2 separate regions of the Mus musculus genome follow, and region 1 is linked to region 2. A link is a loop called in an ENCODE intact Hi-C map of the cell type or tissue named here. Cell type or tissue: heart. All regions are shown on one strand.

Region 1 (8,000 bases), 56 kb after region 2:
AGGGCCAGTGTCTTGGCCTGGCTGGAAACCAGCAAACCCTAGAAGTCAGTCCCCCTAGAAGTCTGCTCCCTTGGAGCATTTGTGGGGATGCGGCTTGTGGTGCGGCGTTGGGATCAGTGTTCCAGTCCTCAGAGAGAGCTCTTCAACACTGAGACATCTCTCCAGCCCCATGTTAAATATTTATTGTGTGTGTGATTGTGCAAGCACATGTATGTCACAGAAATATGCCAGGCAGTGATGGCGCATACCTTTGATCCCAGCACTCTGGGAAGCAGAGTTGGAGGTCAGCCTGGTCTAAAGTGAGTTCCAGGATAGCCAGGGCTACAACCAGGGCTACATAGAAACCCTATCTCCAAAAAACAACAATACCAAACCAAACCAAACCAAACCAAACAAAACCAAACAAAACAACACAGACAGGGATCTGGCGAGATGATGTCTCAGCACGTCAAGGCACTTGCAATCAACCCTGATCGTTTGAGTTTGATCCTTGGTAACCAGGTGGAAGGAGGGAACCAACTCCTGCAAACTGTCCTCTGACCCACACAGGCACACCATGGCATAGGGACACACACATCCAAGAACCTGATGATATGGTTTGGTGGGAGTTTGGGGGGGACACACAGGGCTTCATACTTAACATATGTATGGAGGTCAGTTTATAAACATCTTTAGGGTACGAATGCAAAGCTTGCCTTCTGTAGTGGCCCCCCATTGACTAGTCCTCATGAGTACTGGATTATCTATGCAGTCCTGTATCTTTCTGCACATAAACCAACACAGCTGTTTATGTGTTTATATTGGCTTCTTTGTAAAAATGCATGAAGCCAGAAACACTGGGTGGGTGCTAAATAACCACAAGAAAGAGCTCATGAGGTTATTGTACAATGTTATGTGTCTGTTAAAATGATGAAACAATTCTGCATGAATTAAAATAAAACCATCTCTCTCTCTCTCTTTTTTTTTCCTTCTCGGTGAGCTTCAACATTTTGGGATGGGTGATTCATTAAACAGCAATGTTACATAATCAACACCACCTACTTCAGGATCATTTTGCCCCCAACCATGCATATGCCTTCCCCTGCAGCCTTGGTCATCTGCCAGTGTTTCTGTCTCTGCGACGGACTCCTCCATCTGTTCAGGATTGGCACCAGAGCCCGCCAGCCCTGTGACAGCTTCCCTCCCCTTCAGTCCACTTACCCATGAAATAATTCAGCTGCCTCACTCGCTCATGTGCTTTTAGCCCAAGCACAAACGTTCATCCTGGGGTGAGTAGCAGCAGCCTTTGTCCAATCCACTTCCCCAAACTTGGTCCTCCCTCCGCAAAACCACTACTCTGCAGCAGCCCCCAGACCTCGCTCTTTCCCCACCCCACAATTCCAGGCGATGTTCCACCAGGCAGAGCCTTCCCTGTCCCCAGGGATCCTGTCCACTGTCCACTGTTCCACTGTCGTCTGTTGTGTGGCTTTCCCCAGGGAAATGAACATAAGTCTATCCATTCCAGAGAGGACACCAATGGACAGAGAGGGACCAAACTATCCCATCCACGTCTACTTCAGTGACTCGGTTGTTTTAACTGGTAACACATGCACTTGGGCAACTCAGAAGCCACAACACTATAACCATTACATCCTCAGAGGGGACGACAATACATAACTGCCGTCATCAAATCCATGGCCGCTTACAAATCCTCAGAAGGGGCGGGGCCTCACAAGCCTCATCCCCTAGCAATCATTAACTGCCTATAAATCTTTGGAAGGGGCGGGGCCCCAGAGCCACACCTCCCTAGCAATTATTAACCATCTATAAATCCTCACAAAAGTGGGGCCTGCTGAGGCCCCCACCCTGCCTCAGGACTGAAAGTTGAGGATCCAGTCTTGTGAAGGTCTTCTGGTGATCACGCTGCTGACAGATGAAGAACACAAGGGCTATGTCAAAGCCAGAGGACAATGGTCTGTACTGCACTATCCCTGGACTCTGGACAGGCAACTTCCCAAGGCAAGGAGCAGCAGCACCTGCTTTGACTCTGTGGTGGTTTGAATGAAAATGGCCTCACGGGCTCTCTAGGGAGTAGCACTATTAGGAGGTGCCGGAGGAAGTGTGTCACTGGGGGTGGGCTTTGAGGTTTCAATTGCTCAAGCCAAACTCCGTCCCATGCTCTCTTCCTGCTGCCCGTTGACCCAGATGTAGAATTCTCAGCTACTTCTCCAACACCATGTTTACCTGTGTGCAGCCCTGCTTCCTGCCATGAAGACAATGGACTAAACCTCTGTGTCTTAGGGTTTGACTGCTGTGAACAGACACGATGACCAACACAACTCTTATAAAGGACAACATTTAATTGGGGCTGGCTTACAGGTTCAGAGGTTCAGTCCAATATCATCATGGTGGGAAACATGGCAGCATCCAGGTAGGCATTGTGCAGGAGGAGCTGAGAGTTCTACATCTTTACCTGAAGGCTGCTAGCAGAATACTGACATCCAGGCAGCTAGGACTAGGGTATTAGAGCCCATGCCCACAGTGACACACCTACTCCAACAAGGCCACACCTCCCAACAGTGCCACTCCCTGGGCCAAGCATATACAGATCATCACACTCTGACCCTGTAAGCCAGCCCCAATTAAGTGCTTTGCTGTATAACAGTTGCTAAGGTCATGGTGTCTCTTCACTGCATTGAAACCCCTAACAAAGACACCCATCTTTCACTCAGTCTTAGCTGAACACCTGGAAAGTGTCTCCCACAACCCAATAAATGTATGTCAGGAGAAACAATAAATGAATGAACCTGAGTTAATTTTGCCAAAATCTGTTTACTGGTTGAGAAGACATACTTCTTGGAAGACACTTGAAAAGCCCTTTTCCTTGCTTTTTGAGGGGCTTTAAAATATATGCAGTGCGGGGAGTTAAGCAGAATAAATTTAGATGGCCTTGCTATATTTTGGCTGGAACATAATTTAAAAGTTCCATATTTACATTAAGATAGAAACCCAGTGTAGGTTTGGTGAGATGACAGTTCAGTGGCTAAAACTGCTTGCTTCCGAGCCTGATGATTTGAATTTGAACCAACTCCCAAAAGTTGTCCTCTGAACATCATACATGTGCTATGCCACACACACATATTAAAAAAAGAAGAAAGATATAACCCATAAAGATGTCAACTCCTACGCGCTAGAGGCTGTAACGTAAGGTCATTAAGATCACATCAGACTTGGGAGGAAAACATTTGACTTCCTCCACAGGGCTGTTCTGTGGGATCCAAGGGACAGACCAACCCGTCCTCCCCCTTCTCACTCTGCCATCCCCTCCTCAGATGGCCAGTCTGCCCCACAATGGAGCATACATGGCAACTCAGGTGCACAGCACCAAGTCCGCCATGCTGCTTGCCTTCTGTAAGCCTTACCCGTCTGTGCACGACTCACTCCGGAGTTGGTGAGCCATCACTTCCTAAGGTTGACTCATAGTCCTCTGTGCATCAGGTCACGTGTGCCTTTTTACCAGTGACAGACATCTGGGTTGTTTCATCTTGTGATTAATGCTACGGAGAACATGGGTTGAGGGGGTAGCCACGCAGCCATGGCAGAGTACTAAGGCTACCGCTAAGACCCTGGGTCCCATCTCCCAAGACCAAATCAAACAAACAAAAGATGGTTGTGCAAATATGAATTCAACTCCCAGGTTCTGCTTGAGTTATTCAGAAGAGAGTTGCTCGAGGTCAGGGCGATCCTACGGCTTTTGTTTCTCCTGCAGCTGTGAACTGATCCAGTGCTTTAGGGCTGCAAGACAAGAGCCTTAACGATGTGCAGCATTCTCGAGCTCACGATTGCTATTCTGGAAAGGGCTTCTTCACAGCAGCCAAAAGATAAAAGCAACCTAAATCCCAAGAGATCAGCAAAACCATGCAGTATGCACCACCCCTACAGAGGGCTGCAATCCAGCCCCAGAAGAAGACCAGGGCAGGAAGATACCTCCTCAGCTCCCTGGCTCCCTCCTACAAAGAGGATACTGGTTTGGACTGCAAAGTAGGAGCCCGGAGCAGGTTCACCAGGCTGCCCCAGTACTGGAGAGTTCCAGCCAGACGGTATCCTCCCTGTAATGTTGTCCTTTAGAGCTTGGATGCACCTGTTCTGATGGACAGGAAGCGGCTGCGCCAGGTCTCTTCAACTCAAGAGCTGTGAATGGCTGGGCGCATTCTCTTTCCACCACTTTCCACTGGCATGCCTGGAATCCAGCCCAGACTCTACAGCAGGTTTGCATGCATGGGGAAAAACTGTTGCTGGCTACTTTAGCAAATACACTTCCAAGAGTTTTATAGATCTGATTTATGTGGTTCCCTTCCATTTCTGATTAACTGATATCTGTGTCAATATCACCAAGTGCTGCTAGCATCTATGGAATCTGATAGTTTTAAACCTCGTTGCAGCTGAAGATGACCTTGAACCCCTGATCCTCCTGAGTGCTGGTTTAAATAGTGCTGGGGATGGAACCCAAGATTCATGAATTCCAGGCAAGCACTCTCCCAACTGAGCCACATTCCCAACCCTGAATTATTTTTATTAATTTGCGTTAGTATCAGCTCAATTTGATTATGTCTTAACCCTTTTTAAAAAATTCATTATCTTGCCAGGCAGTGGCGGTTCATGCCATTAATCCCAGCACTAGGGGTCAGAAGCAGGCAGATCTCTGAGTTTGAGACCAGCCTGGTCTCCAGAGCAAGTTCCAGGATAGCCAGGACTACACACAGAAGTCCTGATTTGAAAAACCAAAAATAAAATAAAATAGATAAAAATAATTATTAAAAAAATAATTATTTCTAGATTCTCTTGTTAGTGTTTTCTTTAGGATTCTGGCATCTGTACTCCATTAAACAGCCCATCAGGACTTGTGTCTTTTGACCCTGTGAGATTTCAGGTGTAACGCTGCTCTCATGACATGAACTGGAAGCATCCCCTCCCAGCTCCTTGAAAGATTATAATTGCTCGTTAAATGTTTGAATTTCTTGTCAGCAAAACCACCTGTGCCAGGCCTGGAGCGATGGCTCAGTGGTTAAGAGAACTGGCTGCTCTTGCAGAGGACCTGTGTTCCGTTCCCAGCACCTACATGGCAACCCACAACTACCTGAAACTCAGGTAGTATTCAGGGGATCAGATACTCTCTTCTGGCCTCGAAGGGCACTGAACACACATGGTATACAGACAAACAGACAAAATAAATCTTTGAAAAAAATCTGGGGTACAATCTAGACTATGAGGAGCTTTTAAATTAAGAATACCATTTATGTTTCTATTCATTATTATTATTTTTTTTTGAGATAGTCTCGTTATGGAGCCCAGGACAGAATAGCGTCAGCAGTAGGCCATCCTCCTGCCTCAGCCCCTGAGCAGAAGGATCACAGGTGGGCAGCAACACACCTGGTTTCTTGTGTTTGAATGTTTAAAGTTTTGTTTAGTGTGTGTGTGCATGCAGACACATGTATATCTGTGCATGCATGTGTGCGTGTGTCGTTTGGTGGCCAACCTGGAAGAGTCACTTCTTACTTCCCACCATGTAAATCCTAGACCTGGAACTCAGGCTATCAGTGTTGCACTTCATCTGCTGAGCCATCTTGCCGGCCCAGGTATTTTAATCACAGACACCAGTAGGCTTCTAACTTATACAGGGTGTTGTAATGAGTTACCCTGAAGATGACAATATGGTGACATGCTCAAAAATGTTTCTGGCTGATGCTGGCACAACCAGTCACTCCTGGTTTCTGTTTCTGTGTTGTGTACTCTGCTGTCGCTGTTTCCTGAGTTTTCAGCTGACTCTCCCATCTCCACCTCAGAATTTACCCCTGGGGTTACAGATACACAGTACCACACCTAGCCTTTTATGTGAGTTTGGGGGATTAGTTTTGTGTGACGAGCATTTCTGCCCACTGCACCATCTCACCAGCTCCACTCGTGGGTATTTTCTTGTTCCCATGCTTGCCTGCTGCCCACTGTGCTCTTAGATTTCGAGGCTCAATGTGGAGCAGAATTGCACACAGACAGCACTTTCTAGGGCTCTACTTTATAATGTCTTTGAGCCAACCACCACATTTAGTCCTGTTAGGGGCCACTCTACGCATTACTGTATCTAGGAGTGACAGAGGTGCCTACCAGTGTGTTTGCCCATGTATAGCATGGAAAGCTTAAAATTGAACTTTTCTTTAAATAGAACTATACTACTTTCTACAGGAACAACCACCGCCCCATGTTAAATGTTGTTTTTAATGTTCTGGGGCCAGTGACATGGCTTAGCAGATAAAGGCACCTAATGCCAAGCTAAATGGGCCTGACTTCATCCCATGACCCACACTGTGAGAGAACTCAGTCCTGCAAGTTGCCCTCCGACTTCCACACATGCTTGTGTACACACACACACACACACACACACACACACACACACACAAAACGTAATTTAAACATTTAATTATTTTACTAGCATATATTATACATTTCATATTTCATACATGTACATGGTGTAGTTCAATCAAATTTGCCAAGGCCTATTAGCCTTATCCATCTTCCACAACATGTTTTGCTTCAACTATCAATAATGAAGCAATCACACGAAGCTGGGATGTAGGTCTATTGTCAGTGGCAGAAACCCATTTGAGTGAAGTCTGTAATGAATAGCTTGGCTTATGAATCTGGAGGCTGAAGGCCAAGACATTGCATCAAATGGCCGTCTGGTTGGCAGAACCCCAAGGTAGCATCAACATCACTTGACAATACGAAGAGAATGTTTCTGTTTGGGATATGCAGTATTTCCCACAGCCTCCTGTTGGCACATTTGGTCCCCAGCTGGTGGTACTATTCTGGGACATTCTGAAAACTAGGATGGGGAACTGATGTAGGACATCACTAGGGGCATAGGTCTTGGGACCTTTTTTCCCTTCTGACTGTTTTCTGTTTGACCAGTTCCCTCTGCCATATATCCTTGTTGCCTGATGGTCTAAGCCCATGGAACCAAGCGTGTATAGACCCAAACCCCTGAACTCATGAGCAAAATCAACCCTTTTTCCTTTAAGCTGTTTCTGTCAAGTATTTGGTCACACCAATGAGAACAGTCTATATATGCACATTTTCCCTGCGTGCGTGCTTGCGCGTGTGTGTGTGTATGCATGTGCGCGCATGCCCTGTGTGATAATTTAAGTGGGGAAAATGTCCCCCATAGGATTTGATATTTTATACCTGGTTCCCCAGTTGGTGGTGCTGTTGGGCAGGTAGAGTAGGGACCTGGAAGACAGTAATGTTGAGAGTAAAAGAGACTACAGAGGCCCAGCTCAAGGATAAATTTCAAAGAAATGGACTAATTTCTTTGGCAGAGCACATTTCAAGACAGCACAACACTGAATCTGCAGTGTGATTGTTACTGGTAACACGCACGTCTACAGTGTAAGATGAGGCAGAAAGAAATACATAATGTATGGTCTGAAACGGAGAAAGACCATTAGGAGGCTTAATGTTACAGATAGCCTATGTCAGAGGAGATAAGCACCATTAGGGAGAGGCCTGATCCACACCAGAACAGAGGGAAGGGTACATTTGGGGGATGACCCCACCCAGCTAAGCTTTCAGATTGTTAAAGCAAAAGGCTTAAGTTTTCTACTCTTAAAAAGCAATAACAGGGGCTGGAGAAATGGCTCAGTGGTTAAAAGTATGGGTTGCTCTTCCAGAGAAACTGAGTTCAATTCCTATCACCGATGTGGTAGCTCACAACCATTCAGCTTTGGAGGATGCAATGCCCTCCCCTGGCCTCCCAGAGCACCAGCCACACTTCTGGCATACAAATGTGCTGGCAGGCAAAACACCTATACACACAAATACACACATTTTTTTTTAAAGTATCAAACAAAAGCAAATATGATTCAAGGAGGACAGGGTTTGTCCCAATCACTTGGCAGTGTCCTCCAGGAGGCGCTGACTTTAGACACATGGAAGATGTAAGACCGAAAGCCTGCAGGTTCTTCCTCTGT
Region 2 (8,000 bases):
CTTACATCTAAAATGTAACACATATCTAAGACTAAAAGCAATAAATGAGTCAGGCCTGGTGATGCACATCTGTGATCCAAGCAGTCAGGAGGCTGGGGCAAGAGGGTCACAAGGAGTTCAAAACCACTTTGGGCTGTATCAAAAAAGCAGTGATTCTTTTTAAAAAGCAGCACACAGGGCCTTTGAGATGGCTCATCAGGTAGGTAATGGTGCTTGCCACCGAGGCTGACAGCAAAGTTCAGTCTCCAGGACCCATGTGGTAGAAAAAGAGAATCTACTCCTATAAGCTGTCCTCTGACCTCTATGTGTGCTGTGCCATGTACACTATGCACAAACACACGCAAACACAACCTCATAAAAGAGCCTGTCGTCAATGGCAACCAAGGAATCTCAGTGTAGAGTACGTCTGCTGACAGCATAACCCGAGGGCAGGAAGAATGTAACAACAGCTAAGAGGCTTGGAAATTCTGACCGCCCAAGGTCAAACCTGCCTGACAGAGAACTGCAATAGTCCTAAGTCACTCTGTGGTGCAAGGGGCAGGAACATTGCTATTCTAAGATACAGCGTGTGTTGTGGGATAAACCAGAGAAGCCTTTGCTGGGTGTCATTGAAAAGATGGGGAGGAAGGTTTCAGCTTCCCAGAAAGAAAAGAGGGAAAGGCATAAGGTTGTGTTGGAACAAACAGGAAATCCTGTAGCCAGAATTAGACTGGGAAGTACCAACGGGAACTGATATGTTTATCTTTGAAAGAAAAACTCGGGGCTGGCAAGGTGGTTCAGCCAGCAATGGTGCTTGTCACACAAGTCTGGTGACCCGGGTTCCAAATTCAGATCTATATAAAGGAAGGAGAGAACAGACTCACAAAGTTGTCCTCTGATTTTCACACACACACACACACACACACACACACATATAATAGATAAAAGAAAAATCCAGTATTATCTGGAGAAAATATCCAAGAATGAATGACTAGGCATTATACATGTCTGTCATATTAGCATTCAGGAAGATCAGGAATTCCAAGCCATATGGGTGGGAGTGGGGGTGGGGGTGAAGTGGAGATAGGTCAGTCACTCAGTAAAGTATTGCTGACCAAGTATGAAGACCTGAGCTTGGATTTCACACCCACATAAAGATAGGACACAGCAGTGTACTGTTGTAAATTCCAGCACTGGGGGGGGGGGGGAGCTGTGGGGACTGGAGGATCCTTGGAGCCTGCTGACAGGCTAGTCTAATGAACTGGCAAGCACCATGTTCAGTATGAAACCCTGTCTCAAAAAACAGGGTATAGAATGACTGAGAGAAAGAGCTGACGTCAGTCTCTGGCTTCCACACACACACATATATATGTACCAGAGGGAGAGAGGGAAAGAGAGAGGGAGGGAGCGAAAAAGGAAGGAAAGAAGGAAGGAAGGAAGGAAGGAAGGAAGGAAGGAAGGGAAGAAGGAAGAAAGGAAGAAAGGCAGGCCTGCCAAGCATCAATGTCAAATCTAAGAACAACAGGTGCCCTCACCCCAAATCCTGTCTGTAAAAAAAAAAAAAAAAAAAAGATGGAAAAAAATCTTGATAACAAAACAAAACAAAAACAGAGAACAGCTGGCCTCTGTGTGTGCCATGGGAATCCTAGCCAAATATTGCTACCAAAACCAACACCAGGGCACATCATCCTGTTTTCTTCTAGGAGTTTTACATTTTTAGCTCTCACCCTGAAGTCTTAGATTCATTTGCAGTTAATTGTTATGTACGGTCTAAAACCAGGTCAGACTTTGCTCTCTACAGTTCTGCTCTGCCCAGTTTTCACGGCATCGGTTAGAGAGTTTAAGAGAATACTGTAAACAAACCCGCCCACTTTTCTCTTTCCATCTTTTCTCCCCTGTTTTCTCTCCCTTCCTCCCTCCTTCCTTCCAACTGCTCTACCCACTGAGCCACGCCCCCAGCCCCTCACTGGGGGATTCTAGGCAGGGACTCTAACCACTGAGCCACACCCCAGTCCCTCACTGGGGGATTCTAGGCAGGGGCTCTACCCCTGAGCCACGCTCCCAGCCCCTCCCTGGGGGATTCTAGGCAGGGACTCTAACCACTGAGCCACGCTCCCAGCCCCTCACTGGGGGATTCTAGGCAGGGACTCTAACCACTGAGCCACACCCCAGTCCCTCACTGGGGGATTCTAGGCAGGGGCTCTACCCCTGAGCCACACCCCCAGCCCCTCACTGGGGGATTCTAGGCAGGGACTCTAACCACTGAGCCACACCCCAGTCCCTCACTGGGGGATTCTAGGCAGGAGCTCAACCTCTGTGCTACAGCCGAGCCCCTAGGTGGAGGATTCTAGGCCAGCATGCTACTGCTGGGTTATGGCTCCTGCCCAGTTTTGGAAGCCCCCTGCTTCTTGCCCTGCAGCTCTTCTTCCTGCTCCACTAAAACAGGTTGCCATCCCCAAACCATTCTCTCTAAATCTCTGGTCCACCAAGACTGGCTCTCAACTTACATAGCCTAGGGTACTGGCTAAGATGATGTGGTAGCTTCCTCTGCTCTGAGGAAAGAGCAACTCACATGTGGTCTATAAGAACAGACCCAGAACAGGAAGAATGTGTGCAAGGGCCATGTGTGCATGTGTGCATGTGTGCATGTATGCATGCACACTGCTGCAGGGGAATTGGAGGTAAGGTGATCTAGAAAGAGATAAACCAAGGAAAAATAAAAGACAGTTGAAGGGGAAAGTCCAGTTCTGAAGGAGGCTGAGCGTATGCCACACCCCCTCAATGGTCTGGCCTATTCTCTGCACCCTCTGACATAAGCCTAGCAGCTTTTCAGGGTGGCTCCCCTCTCCAGCCCCCGCAGCCTGTCACAGGTCTTGCTATTTGCGGTGTTTCTATTGCAGTACTTCCCCAGCTGGGCTGAACCTGGAACCCAGACAAGTTCCCCACTGTGATAATGTCCAGGTGGTGACTGCAGTGTCCTCCTGGCAAGTACTCCCAAGGGAGCACTGCCCAGTGGCTGGCTGTGGCCTTTCCTCTCAGGGAAGGGTACAGTAATAAGCAAAGACAGGACTCTCGGGCCCCAACATCCTCTTGGAAGCAAGGTGATCCTTTGGGCATGCCACAGTGTATCTGTCCCTCTCTTCAGGTGCAGGCTTGAGCAGTGTTCACAAAAGCTTGTATCGTCCCTCTCTCTGCTTCATCCTACCAAACGCAACAGAGAGAACAGCTTTGGGGTGGCCCAGTACCTCTTCTTCACTCCTCAAAAATCTGGGTAGAATACGCAATGGCTAGCAGGGTAGATCTAGGGAGGCATATTCAAGTATCCAAGGACGGTCCCGCTCTCTGCGACACAGTCGAGTGACTCAGCAAGAATGAGTTCCAATATTGGTTACAGGGGAAATGAATGAACAACAAAAGGATTTGACAGCCATGTGTGGGCAGCATGCCTGTGCTATCAGCAGTTGGAAGCCTGGGACAGGAATTCCAGGCCAGCTTGGGCTGTATCATAGAGTGTGTGTGTGTGTGTGCATGTGTCCCAAGCTAGTTCTTGTTCCTTGAGTCTCAATTAGTGTTCCCTTGTACAGGATGGGCCCCAGCTGACCCCCAAGAGCTATGAATTCTGGTCAGATATCATATGGATGTCCAGCTAGTAGGTACAGCAAGGTGGATCAGTTTTTACAGGAACCGACAGGGGCTTGCAGAACAACATGTGTGCATGACCATGGTGGGGTTTGGTGTACATCCGTGTGCAGAGTCCACAGACCATCCCATGTGGTGTTCCTGGGGAACTCTTGCGGGTCACAGTCCTCCCCTCAGGGTGAACCTCATAGACAGCCTCAGAGAAGCATCCTATGTTGTATCAGGCAATAAGGCTTATTCTGGGCAGGTGACAGATGAGACAGAAGGCAGACAGATCTCTGGGGGTGTCTTAGAGTCATGCACAGATGACTAAGGAGGCTCGTGTGCTCTTGAACACTATATCTGAATCCAAATCACAGCTCTGGAGCTTTCTAGCTGGATTATGCACAAGTCACTCAGCCACAAAGCCTCAAGTTTCCTCATCTGTGAAATGGACTTACTGAGGGCTGTGAGGCAGCAAGCGGTGCCGAGCCCTCTGTCAGCTTCCACTTTGACGCTTTCCTCATGAGTGTTGAGGATGGCATGGCTGACCCAGAGCTTACCCCATGTCTTCTCTCAGCAGCTCTTGACTCTACCAATAGCTGGTGCACAGTGACCCCAGGTGGCCAGCACCTGCCTGGCTGGTGACTGTTACCATGACAGCAGTCAGTGGAACTGCTATTAGACAGGGCAGCTCTGAAGTCCAAGATCCAGGACCCCAATCGTCTGTTTGTCTGTCTGTCTGTCTGTCTGTCTTCCCCCTAGTGTTAGATAAATGTCATGGTACTGCCACCTACAGTATATAGAACAGCTTCCTCGGTATGTGTTTGCAGCTGTGTGAAGAGTGGGCAGAGAGCACTGCAAGGATACATAGACAACATCAGCCGCTACGGAGCGAGCAGAGTGTGAGCAGGCATGGATTCTGGAAGAGTCAGAGAGCAGAAGGACAAAGTATACCACAGAATAACTCAGCAGCCCCCACCCCACCCCACCCCGCCTCCTCACCATGAGCTTTGCAGCACTGGACAAATTGCTCGACCTTTCTGGTCTGTTATGTGTTTCCTCATCCTGGAATTATCGTGAGACTAGATCATTAGCACATGAGGGCCCTGTGAGTGTCCACACAGAATGCTTACCCTGTCCCCCTCTGCCAGTAGTCCATACGCGGCCCTCCTGCTCAGACTCCAGGGATGCCTTGGGCACACGAGCAAGACATCTTCACATGGAAGATGGGAATCTAACTGAGTGAGAAAATGGGCTTTTCCATGTTCGACCCAAGTGCACTTCACTCATGGGTACGTGATATTTAAGTGTGCACACAGTGCCAGAAGACCATGGCTATGTCGTTTCTCAAGCCCCAGCTGCCTTGAAGCACGCCGACCATCTGGACTGGCTGATGACCAAGGCCCAGGAAGCCTCCTGCCTCAGCCACCTGATTAATCTGAATGACAGGTCTGGACCCCCAAGCCCAGCTACAAGGTCTTAAAGCCATGGACCAAAGGAAAGGCTCATTCTGATGTTTATCGCTCTTGTGTACACCTTTTAGTGAATAAAGTGACTCTGGGAAAACAGGAAGGCTCGCTCTTCCAAAAGCGTAGCTCATACATTAGTGTAAACCCCACCCAGAAGCGGGGAGCAGCCCCAGCATCGCTTGTGGAGAGGGCCAGTGTGGGCACTCCACACACAGTTAATAAACGCCTCAGAACGAACCCGTGAAGAAAAACCTAAAATACTTTCAGAAGCCCCTGTGGCTCCACAGCTCAGCACATTTGGATTCAAATGTCAGCCTGAAGCCCAGATCAACAGCCCTGCTGATGTTGAGTTGTGGAACCACTTCTTACCACTCAGGTCCCTGAGGCATCTTCTAAGTCTGTAAACATGGCAGGTCATTAAAATCTAGCGGGAGTCTTTCCTGAGTGCCTCTTGGAGATGGCACTCACTGACGCCGATGTCTTCCCCTTAGGCCAGGAGATGAACAGCAGAGGCCAGGTCTGTCTGTCTTAGGGGACATGTTTCCCAGGTCAGGCCTCTCTAGCCTCTTCATCTCTGTGGCTTCGAAGGGGAGCGTGGTGCAGACTGTTAAAACTGGAACTGACAAGCAAGATGTAAAAGCCACCCTAGAAATAGAGCTGTGGCACTGTAAAAGAACAGGGCGTAGGGGCTTCACCAATCACTTTCAAAATACCATATGACCCCTCAGTGCTTGGAGCAGACAGAGGCATCTCTCCCTAGGCCCACCCACCACCCTACTTCCTTGTGGCTCCAAGCGTGCCCAGCGGAATATCCACCTTAGGAGGAGGGTTGTGAGCTGCACTCTGAGCCTCAAGAGAAGAGAGTCCTCACGAGAAAACCATCCCAGCTCTCCTCAGACCTATGTCTTTGCCAAACATCCCCACACTTTACCAGAAAGCTGGTCAGCAGGAGACTAGAATAGGCAGACACCATTGGCTGAAACGCACCAACCAATGAACCACAGAACCTGAGACCTGTAGAGGAACCATACAAATCCTGCCTTGGGACAAGGGGACATGAACCCTGTAGAGGTGACTGGAGACAGTCCTCTTGTCTTCCAGTTTCTATAAATAATGTGGGGATGGATAAAGACTAAAGGCCCCGTGATTCATTCACCACACATCTTTAATTTGGGAATGAGAAAGTGGCGTGACCTCCCCCGGGCAGCTACTCCCTCCCAAATCTCCTCCTATATGCTCCTGCAGGGAGAGGGGCCCTGCCCCAGGTCTCTGGCAGGGAGCTGGGACAGCAAACCAGAATTCCACATTCTCCAGATACCAGGAGAAATGCAAAGCCACAGGATGAGGGGAGAATGGGGAGGCACAGGTAAAGGTGGGGATTTAAACCAGCCTGAGGCCCCTTGCCTATCTTCAAGAACTCAGCCATGGAAATGCTTGAAACGTTAGAATTAAGACTCTGCCATCAGAATTCTCTAGCTCCTTATAGGAAAAGTACTACTGGGTCAGTGTGGTGGTTCAGCAGGTAAAGTGCTTGCTGCCAAGCCTGACAACCAGAGCTCCATTCCTAGAATCTGCATGGTAGAAAAAGAGAGCCCACTCAAGAAAGATGTCCTCTGGTCTCTACATGTTTGCAACCTCGTGCCTGCAGATCAGTATGCCCATACACACACTGATAATGAGATTTTAATCTCTATTGGTTAAAAGAAAGGAAGAAGGAAGGATGGCTGGGTCAAGGGAAGGAGGGAGGGGGGAGAGGGAGAGGGAGAGGGGGAGGGGGAGGAGGAGGGAGAGGGAGAGGGAGAGGGGGAGGGGGAGGGGGAGGGAGAGGGGGAGGGGGAGGGGGAGGGAGAGGGGGAGGGGGAGGGGGAGGGGGAGGGAGAGGGAGAGGGAAAGATACTGATCCAGGTATTTGGGAAGTCTGTAATCTTAGCACTCTGGAAGCTGAGGCAAAAGAACCAAGAGATCTGTGCTACATAGAGTTCCAACCTCACCTGGGCTACATAGTTAGACACTGTCTCAAAAACAAACAACAACAACAAAAGTATGGCAGGGTGCTGGTGAAAGATATCTCAGTGGTTAAGGGCACTGTTGCTCTTGCAGAGGACCTGGGTTCAGTTTCCAGTGCCCACATGACAGCTCACACCCATCTCCAGTGCAAGTGGATAGACTGCCCTCTTCTGGTCCACTCTAGCACTGCACGCATGTGCACAGACACACATGCAGGCAAAACATCAACCTGCCTAAACTAAAAATAAAAAGAAGAACCTGTGTATGACTTCCCACCCCGTTCCACACAACTGAAAGGATGGAGAGAACACAGGATGCCTTCCTTCCGTGCCCCCAGCCACGCACAGTGGCTGTCTGGCGAATACCTTAGAGGGTACAGTGTGAACCACAGTCCCTGGGGAAAGCCACACCCATTTTTGAAACTCCTGCAGACTCACTGATGAGGAAGAAATGCATGCGTGTGGTGAGCCGAGATGTCTTAGATCCAGAGCTGGATCCTGGGCTACTCAGCTCCTTTCACAGCAGGGAACTGCCCACCTCCACATCTGACCCCACATCCTTCTGACTATCAGGGAAACCCATCGGAATGTATTGATTTAGATCACAGATTCCACCAAAGGGAAATCTAACAATGTCATCACGTTCCTGTAACGTGCATGTCTGATGCTCCCAGCGCTGTACTCGAAAAAGCCCTGATGTATGACTTAGAAAATGTGCCAAAACCATTTCCATGTTGGAACACATTGCTCAAGGCAACTTGCATCTGTATTTTCAAGTCATGGTCACTCAAATTTGGTTCAGGATAAACTTATTATTCCTGTAATGTGTGTGCATGGGGTGGGGGGCATGTGTGCAATAAGTCTGTGTTTGCATGGTATGTGCTTTTGTGACATGGGCAGGCATGGGCAGGCCAGAGGTCGATGT

Evidence for each region. Hi-C counts contacts between places; a loop is a spot of excess contacts. Peaks named below come from ENCODE experiments on the same cell type or tissue, not always from the same donor. Only the 100,000 strongest peaks of a DNase experiment are listed, where the experiment ranks them.
Region 1: a loop joins it to region 2, with 8 times the contacts of the local background. A loop is called at or near these places in 2 of 42 quality-filtered maps.

What each region holds. Positions count from the first base shown.
Region 1 is chr5:139,137,344-139,145,343 of GRCm38, forward strand. It overlaps a transcript of Prkar1b not described here. Among named protein-coding and RNA genes, the nearest start is that of Dnaaf5, 8.9 kb to the right of the region's middle. In heart, no CTCF peak of the experiment used is centred here; a DNase peak (open chromatin) is centred at 1,348; H3K27ac peaks cover 925 bases; H3K27me3 peaks cover 317 bases.
Region 2 is chr5:139,081,115-139,089,114 of GRCm38, forward strand. The region is part of intron 4 of Prkar1b (protein kinase, cAMP dependent regulatory, type I beta); the gene reads right to left. Among named protein-coding and RNA genes, the nearest start is that of Prkar1b, 45 kb to the right of the region's middle. In heart, CTCF peaks have their summits at 4,223 (motif pointing left) and 7,257 (motif pointing left); DNase peaks (open chromatin) are centred at 2,917, 3,407 and 4,207; H3K27ac peaks cover 3,696 bases.